Linked DNA regions of Homo sapiens: region 2 is linked to region 1. Evidence: read pairs that join two places in POLR2A ChIA-PET (ENCODE). Cell type or tissue: Panc1. All regions are shown on one strand. Each heading gives the region's core, and the rest is flanking DNA. Links, peaks and the distances in the headings are about the cores only. Region 1 overlaps BHLHE40 (basic helix-loop-helix family member e40). Region 2 has its middle 14 kb from the start of ARL8B.

The links. Peaks named below come from ENCODE experiments on the same cell type or tissue, not always from the same donor. Only the 100,000 strongest peaks of a DNase experiment are listed, where the experiment ranks them.
Region 2: POLR2A ChIA-PET joins it to region 1 with 7 read pairs; 3 of 35 experiments call an interaction of 5 or more read pairs at or near these places.

Annotation. Positions count from the first base shown.
Region 1 is chr3:4,985,292-4,989,621 of GRCh38, reverse strand. BHLHE40 (basic helix-loop-helix family member e40) reads right to left here. Exons shown (of 5, transcript NM_003670.3): 5 at 4,299-4,330. Among named protein-coding and RNA genes, the nearest start is that of BHLHE40-AS1, 7.5 kb to the right of the region's middle. RefSeq lists enhancers at 21-521, 2,139-3,036, 3,037-3,934. In Panc1, for the core only: no CTCF peak of the experiment used is centred there; no DNase peak of the experiment used is centred there; H3K4me3 peaks cover 2,302 bases; H3K27ac peaks cover 3,350 bases.
Region 2 is chr3:5,106,324-5,110,713 of GRCh38, reverse strand. No RefSeq gene overlaps it. Among named protein-coding and RNA genes, the nearest start is that of ARL8B, 14 kb to the left of the region's middle. In Panc1, for the core only: no CTCF peak of the experiment used is centred there; no DNase peak of the experiment used is centred there.

The sequences.
Region 1 (4,330 bases), core at 331-4,330:
TATAGTGGAAGAAACCTTCTGGGCCCAAATCCAGCCACATCACAAGACTGGATGGCCCAGCCGCGAGACGAGCATGTCAGTGGCTTCCATGGCCAATGGGAGAGGCTTCACCCGGCTCATGTTCTGCTGTGGTTGTCGGGCCAAACAGATGGCTGGGGATAAACAGGGGGTGGTGCTGGGTGGGGTGTGTGTTGGGGTGGCTTTGAATGGCCTCAGCCTCCCTCTGGATCCTAGGGAAAGAGGCCAGTGAGGTGAAGGCAGTGCTTGAGGAAGGGGCTGTCATTGGTGGCCTTCAAAACTTGTTTGTGATGTCTTTTCAGCAATAAAACTCTTGTTCAAACAAACGATTACAGTGGTAAGACACGAAAAGGAAGCTGTTCCTGCTGATGAAGGGTGAGAAACCTGGAGCCTTCCCTCCCTCCACGCCACGTGGCAGACACCTCAGGGAATGCTGGGTCTCAGGAGAACATGCCGATCCCGTTAACACACAGTCTTCATATGAAACCATGTGGGAACTCAACACATGCTGTCTCCTCTCTAACCTGAGATCCTGGCCCTGTTCCACAAAGCGAGGCAGCCTCTTATATACCCCTCACAAACCAAGTACTGGGGTGGTGGCCAAAGGGGAGAGACAGGCTAGGGTGTGGGTGGGCCGAAGAAATCTGAGAGGGACAGGAGCTGCGGTGGCCTGGTCTCTGAGCCTGCAGAGGCTCCCTTCCAGAGAGAGAGCTTGGAACTCAGTCTCTGCCTCCCTCCTTCTCTCCCTCCCTCCAGCAGAACTGCCCTGCCCCAGGGGGTTCATACCTCGCTAGTCCCCTAGGCCTACACCTTTCCTAATCTTAGGAGAGACATAAGAAAAGGAATCTCTCCCCTTCCCCGCAGAATACTTTTTTTTTTTTTTTAAACAGGGTCTCTCTCTGTCACCTGGCTGGAGTGCAGTGGCGCAATCATGCTCACTGCAACTCTGCCTCCTGGGCTCAAGTGATCCTCCCACCTCAGCCTCCCAAGTAGCTGGGACCACAGGCATGCACCACCACGCCTGGCTAATTTTTGTATTTTTTGTAGAGATGGGATTTCGCCATGTTGCCCAGGCTGGTCTCAAACTCCCAGCCTCAAGTGATCCTCCCACCTAGGCCTCCCAAAGTGCTGGGATTACAGGCATGAGCCACCGTGCCTGGCCCACAATACTTTGGTATAGTTGCTTCAAGCCCAGATTCTGGTTCTTCGCACAGTCAACCTATAGGGTGCCCCCCCACCGCCCCCCCCATAGTCCTTGATAGTCATGCTGGGTTAGTTTCTCTAACCAGAGGATGGGCCCATTCTTCGCTGTGAGATGGTGTGTGGGGACATCGGTAAGGAACAAATAAAGACTTGGGCAAATAACTTTATTCTGAGGTTGGTTATCTCAGCCACAGGCTGAGCATCATAGTACCTATTCCGCAGGGCTATTTGGAGGATTAAATGAGATAATGTGTATCAAAGCCCAACATGACAGGAGCTCAGCGTAGAAGCAGTTCCATACCAGAAAAAAGGATGGCTTTGTCCCTTAGGTGTCGTGTCACCTCAGATAAGGCATTTCCCCTCTTTGAACTCCAGTTTCCTCATTTGTAAAATGAGCATGTTTAAAATTTTTTTTACTTAAAAAAGGGGCATATTAATATCTACCCTTCACAGTTGCTATAAGTAGAGGCGATTCACATGACGTGGTTGATACCTGGCACAAAGAAAGTACTCAAAACAGGATAGTAATAATTGTAATTATTACTACTTTTACTATTATTAACTTAACTAGAAGGGCAGTGTGGTTTTATAGTTAAGCACATAAACTTTGCAGCCAAATTTCCTAGGTTTAACTTACAAGTCATCAATGGAGCTGTGTGACTTTGAGCAAATTACTTAACCTCTCTGTGCCTACAGTTCATTAACTGTATACTAATTTACCTACTTCATGGCCTTGCAGTGATAAAGAAGTTATTGTATGTAGAGCACTTTGCAGAGTGCCTGGCAAATAGTAAATGCCACAAACACATTTGCTGTAATTATTCTTAGTAATAAATATCCATATTTGTACTATTATAGTCATTAACAACTCGGCTCTGTGAAAGCCTTCTCCTTGGATCCAATTAAGGGACCCACAAACCAACAGATCCACCATCCTACAAAAGGTTTAGCCCCCTCAGAAGCTGTGTGACCTCGGGCTAGTTACCTCTCCTCTCTGAGCCTGCTTTTATTTATCTACAAAATGTGAATTGTAATAGTACCCATAATGATACTTCTAGGTTGTTTGACGTGCATTAGTGAGCGATGACCCGTGGGAAGCTTCTAGCTTCTAGTCAATTAAGCCCTGGTCCCCGTGCTCTGCCTAAATCCAGCTCCCTACCCCACCCAGTCCTCCCTCCCCACCGCCGACGGGGAGCGCTCGAATTCCCTCCTGCTGGGCGCGAGGGAGGGGGGGCGTCCCGTGCCCGCTGCCAGGCCCTAGTTCTGGGGGCCGAGCGATCCCAAGGCCTTGCCGAGCTTCCCCGGGGATCAGGTTTCTGCTGACGCGGTGCCAGGCACGTCTGCTTCCAGGAACCGGCAGCCGCTTTTAGCCGCGGGCCGCACATGAAAGGGCTGCAGTCGGAAACGTGACGTTGTGTCAACAGGCGGGGCAGGTCAGCGCTGGGTGAGACCATCCCGGCAGGCCCGGCGGATCACGCCCTGTCTGAAGGCGGCCAGATGCCCAGCCTCCGCTCCCCTGCCTCCTGCCACCTCTCCTTGGCCCCGGAGCCAGCGCTTCGCCCCCTGACACTCACACACCCCGCTTTTTAAACAGAAGTCCTCTTTGTCCGCAGTGGGCATTAGGCTGGGGTGCGCGCCCCTCCCCCGCACCTCCCTCTGAGCGCATTTGGATGCCGCTAGAACTGGGCTAGAAGAGAGGTTAAGGGCGAGCTGGAAGCAAAAAATGAAGTGGAGGGACAGCTGCAACTTGAGGCGCTGTTTGACAGGGGCAGGTTCCCATAGCGGGATTCTGGGTTGACTGTGTGTGGAACCCTCAAATCTTTTTTTTTAGTTCAGGTTGCTCCAACCACTTCCTCCTTTCCCCAAAGCTACTCCTCCTGCAGTGGCCTGGGAAAAAGAGAGGGTTATGCAAAAAGAGTTTGGTCTTGATTTTTCAACCCCCGGCTATATCACCAGGGTAAGTTTGATTTGTTGGGTTTTTTCCAAAAAAGTCTAGCTAGAGAGGTCTGGCAACTCATGGAGCAATTGAGGTGTTTCACAGGCATGAGACCTGGAAGCCCAGGCGTTGGGCTGGGAGAAAGAGTGGCTTACAGAATTTGCCATCTGCCTGCTCTGGGACTTGTGAGAAGGGCTCGGAATTCTTATTTTATCTAGTCAAAAGCAGGCGTGGAGAGGGAGGTGATAGACCACCAGCTATTGATGCCAGGCTTCCACCTCCTGGTCCCGGCTCCTTGCACAACAGCCTGTGGCCTGGGGACAGTTACGTGCATTCCATATGCATCCAGCACAAGCAGACAATGCTCACTTTCACCTGCTGGCCCATCAGGAGACAGGGAAGGTGACATGTGAAGCAAACAGTCTTCATGGTCAGGTGGAGCCTCTGCCTGGCTAAGAAATCCCTAGGGGCAGCTTCCCTGCTGTACTCCAGACAACCAGGGAGTCCTGGCAGACTGGGATGCTTTGGGAGCCGGAGCGTGTTGAGTCAGGCGCTGGCCATCAGGAAACATCAGGACACCTCTGACAGGGAGTATCCCACAGGAATGTTGCAAATCAAGGCAAAGGAGAGAGGCAAAAATACACGACAGGGTCATTTCCCACCTTTCCCATGGAATTTTTTTTTTTTTTTTTTAAATAAGAGCACTTGTCGAAGGAACACCCAATATGCATTCACGCACAAACATACCGGAGAGGAAGTCCAGGAAGGATGTAGAAAATAATTATGGAATGTTGCCTCCAGCAGGAATAAGACAGGATATGGCAAATCCATTAGACCTTGCTAGATTTGAAAAAGCTAGACTGCTTTGGCAAAGAGGTGCTATCCTAGCATCAATTAGTATTGCATAATAATCCAGTAAATCTTTTCTCAATGTGCCTCTCCCTCCAGCAGGCTCCCCAGACACTGCTGCCCACGGTGTCATACCTTGGTTTTCTGTCAAGTTCCAAGGACCACGATGAAAGCAGGCAGGGGAAAATATGCTTTTTACTTAACTCTGGAAAGAGGTAGAGGATGATCATGAACCCCTGGCAAGGGTTAAACAAAAATTGAACCAATATTTACCTGCCAGGTTGACTAAGCTTATTCTGATTGAATACAAAGCACATGAAAAGC
Region 2 (4,390 bases), core at 66-4,065, 120 kb before region 1:
ATCTGATGTTTTAGCTGAGGAAGTATTTTCTGCTGAAGTCGCTGGAATAGTGTACAAAGTCATGTGGGTGGCTATTCCCTTTGAACTTTGCCTAGATTTAAGTTACAGGAATGGGAACTGAGGATCATGTGCTGAGACACACGGACCCATTGATGCATCCTTTATAGGGTCAGGAATCCCAGAGCCCTGGGAATGTAGATGGGGAAGGACAAGGGTGAGAGATAAGATTGACTCATGTATTTGCTTTGTGTCTGTTATGTAAGAAAGGTAGAATTCTGTGGCATCACAGCTGAATGACTCCAAGACCATTCTAGTTTTACTTAGTGAAAAGCTGAGGCACAGAGAAGGGATATGTTACAGTTAGAGATGCGAGTTTAAGTCATAATCTTTATTTATTTATTTATTTAGCGACAGAGTCTCGCTCTGTCACCCAGGCTGGAGTGCAGTGGCACGATCTTGGCTCGCTGCAACCTCCACCTCCCAGATTCAAGCGATTCTCCTGCCTCAGCCTCCCAAGTAGCTGGGATTACAGGCGCGTGCCACCACACCCAGCTAATTTTTTGTGTTTTTAGTAGAGACAGGGTTTCACCGTGTCAGCCAGGATGGTCTCAATCTCCTGACCTCGTGATCCACCCACCTCGGCCTCCCAAAGTGCTGGGATTACAGGTGTGAGCCACCACACCCAGCTAAGTCATAATCTTCTTAAGGACAGTAACCATTTCTACTTAAATTACTAAAATCATTTTAAATGAGTGAGCCAGCCTGGGGTACCTGAAATCTCATCTCTCAGGCATTTGTTTTATTATTACCTTTGCATTTGTCTAAGGTGATCATTGTTTTGGCTCCAAAGAATGAAATAAATGTGACACATTGCATAGGTTCTCACTGGCCTGATTACCAACCTAGTAGCATCTGAAACTGACAGCACCTGAGCCTTATCTACAGGACATTTCTGCTTTGGGCCAAGTCGATTAGAGAGCCAGAGTTTTTCATTAGCTGTGGATGTCACTACAGGTGCTCCCCAAAATCTGCAAGGAGCAGAATGTCAGTTCCATCTTTTAAAGGAAGAGTTTTGGCCTTCAGGAAAAGGGAAGCAAGACTCAATTAGGACATTCTCTTTAGAAGGAACATTCATCATTCTTTCTTTCTTTTTTATTTTGAGACAGAGTCTCACTCACCCAGACTGGAGTGCAGTGGTGCGATCTCAGCTCACTGCAACCTCCACCTCCCGGGTTCAAGTGATTCACATGCCTCAGCCTCCCAAGTAGCTAGGATTATGAGACACACACCACCAGTCCCAGATAATTTTTGTATTTTTAGTAGAGACATGTTAGTCAGGCTGGTCTTGAACTCCTGGCCTCAAGTGATCTGCCCACCTTGGCCTCCCAAAGTGCTGGGATTACAGGCATGAGAAACTGTGCCCGGCCCATTATTTTATTTTTATTTATTTTATTTTGCTTTTCAGAAACAGGATCTTGCTCTGTTGCCCAGGCTTGAGTGCAGTGGTATAATCACAGCTTACTGCAACCTCAAACCCCTGGGCTCAAGTGATCCCAGGCATGAGTCACGAGGCCCCGCCTCTTCTTCATTATTTAAAAATTGAGCTAGTCACCCCCATTTTAAGAACAACCAATCATATGAGAATTCCATAGGTGGAAAACAGATACTCAGTGCAAAGTAGAGTGGTGTGAAGAGTCCTGTGCAGGAAATAAAAAGACCACACTGCTGGAAGAAAAGCCGTGTCTTGAATTAAAGAGTTCTCAGGTTGGGTGCAATGATTCACGCCTGTAATCCCAGCACTTTTGGAGGCTGAGGTGGGTGGATCACCTGAGGTCAGGGGGTCAGGAGTTTGAGACCAGCCTGGCCAACATGGTGAAACCCCGTCTCTCCAAAAAAACAAAACTTAACCAGGCATGGTGGCATGCGCCTGTAATCCCAGCTACTCAAGAGGCTGAGGCAGGAGAATCGCTTGTGCTCAGGACGCAGAGTTTGCAGTGAGCCAGGATCGCACCACTGCACTCCAGCCTGGGTGACAGGGCAAGACTTTGTCTCAAAAAAAATTCTTGGCTTTGAAAACTAAATGGCTGTGTGACTTTCAGCAAGTCACTTCCTTTCTCTGGGCTTCAGTTTATTTATGAACTGAAGAGTTTGGATAAGATAAAATTAAAGAACCTTTTATCTCTAAAACCTTCCCATTTCATAGCAACCTGACTGAAATGAGATAAGAGGAAGGGATTCCTGCATGGTAGAGATAAGAATTCTCTCTTTATAATAGCCATTATAGGCTGGGCATGGTGGCTCATGCCTGTAATTCTAGTACTTTGGGGGCTGAGGCGGATGGATTACCTGAGGTCAGGAGTTCAAGATCAGCCTGGCCAACATGTCAAAACTCCATTTCTACCAAAAATACAAAAATTAGCTTGGTGTTGTGGCATGTGCATATAATCCCAGCTATTCAAGAGGCTAAAAAAAAAAAAAAAAAAAAACAGGAGAATCTCTTGAACCCAGAAGGAGGCTGCAGTGAGCCGAGATTGTGCCACTGCACTTCAGCCTGGGTGACAGAGAAAGACCCTGTCTCAAAAAATAAAAATAAAAAATAAATACCCTGTGTAAGTCGGGCATGGTGGTTCACGCCTGTAATACCAGCACTTTGGGAGGCTGAGGTGTGCAGATCACCTGAGGTCAGGAGTTCAAGATCAGCTTGGGCAACATGGTGAAACCCCGTCTCTACTAAAAATATAAAAATTAGCCAGGCATGGTGGCACATGCCTATAATCCCAGCTACTCGGGAGGCTGAGGCAGGAGAATTGCTTGAACCTGGGAGGCAGAAGTTGCAGCGAGCCAAGATCGTGCCACCGCACTCCAGCCTGGGTGAGAGAGTGAGACTCAATCTCAAAAAAAAAAAAAAAAAAAAAAAAATTAGCTGGGCATGTGTTGATGAATGCCTGTAATCCCAGCTACTCAGGAGGCTGAGGCAGGAGAATCGCTTGAAGCCAGGAGGCAGAGGTTACTAGGAGCCAAGATTGTGTCACTGCACTCCAGCCTGGGCAACAGAGTGAGACTCCATCTCAAAAATAAAATAAAATAAAATAAAATAGGCTTTATATTTTTTAGAGAAGTTTCAGGTTTACAGAAAATTGAGCAGATAGTACTGATGGTTCCAATGTACTCTTCCTCTAGCCCCATAGCTTCCCAAATTACCTTTGTTTTAACTGAGGAACCAATATTGCTACCTTATTATTAACTAAAGTCTATAGTTTACAATGGGGTTCAGCCTCAGCATTGTATATTCGATGGGTTTGGACGAATGTAGAATGTTATGTATCAACAATTACAGTGTCATAAAGAATTGTTTCATCTAAAAATTCCCTGTATTCCACCTACTCATCTCTGTTATTTTTAATTTAATTTAATTGTTTTAGTGATGACGTGGGTGGATCACTTGAGGACAGAAGTTCAAAATCAGACAGGGTCTTGCTGTGTCACCCAGGCTGCAGTGCAGTGACATGACCACAGCTCACTGCAGCCTTGACTTCCCAGGCTCAAGCAATCCTCCCACCTCAGCTTCCTAAGTAGCTGGGACTGCAGGTGCGTGCCATGACACCCAGCTCCTTTTTTGACTTTTTTGTAGAGATAAGGTCTCATTATGTTGCCCAGGCTGGTCTTAAACTCCTGGGCTCAAATGATCCTCCCACCTCAGTTTCTCAAAGTGCTGGGATTATAGGGTGAACCACTGTGCCTGGCTGCACCCACACATCTCTGACATAATTCTCTTTCCATTTTGACAGTCTATGGTTTTGAATATTTATAGGAAACAAAGGAACATCAAGTGGCATAAACACTAAGACAAGGGTCATCATTGTAACTAGAAACACCTACGCGACCATTTAGCAGAGGAGAAAGTTTTCTGGTGTTATTTTGGTGGAGCACCCTGACTGATCTGGACCTGAAGCTGTTCTGAATTTTTCATTTAAATGACTCCACTGGCTGGGCGCAGTGGCTCACGCCTATAATCCCAGCACTTTGGGAGGCCGAGGTGGGTGATCGCTTGAGGACAGGAGTTCAAAATCAGCCTGGCCAACACGGTGAAACCCCGTCTCCATGCAAAATACAAAAATCAGTCGGGCATGTTGGCGCATGCCTGTAATCCCAGCTACTCAGGAGGCAGGAGAATCGCTTGAACCCTGCAGGGGGTGGAGGTTGCAGTGAGCCAAGATTGTGCCACTGCACTCCAGTCTGGATGACAGAGGGATACTCCATCTCAAAAAAAAAAAAAAAAAAGATACCATCAATCTCTCTCTCTAGTTAGTTGGATCTGGGTTCCTGTCAAGTGCACTGGTAAGGATCTTATCTAAAATAGATCTAAGTAATCAAAACACAAACAAGTCTA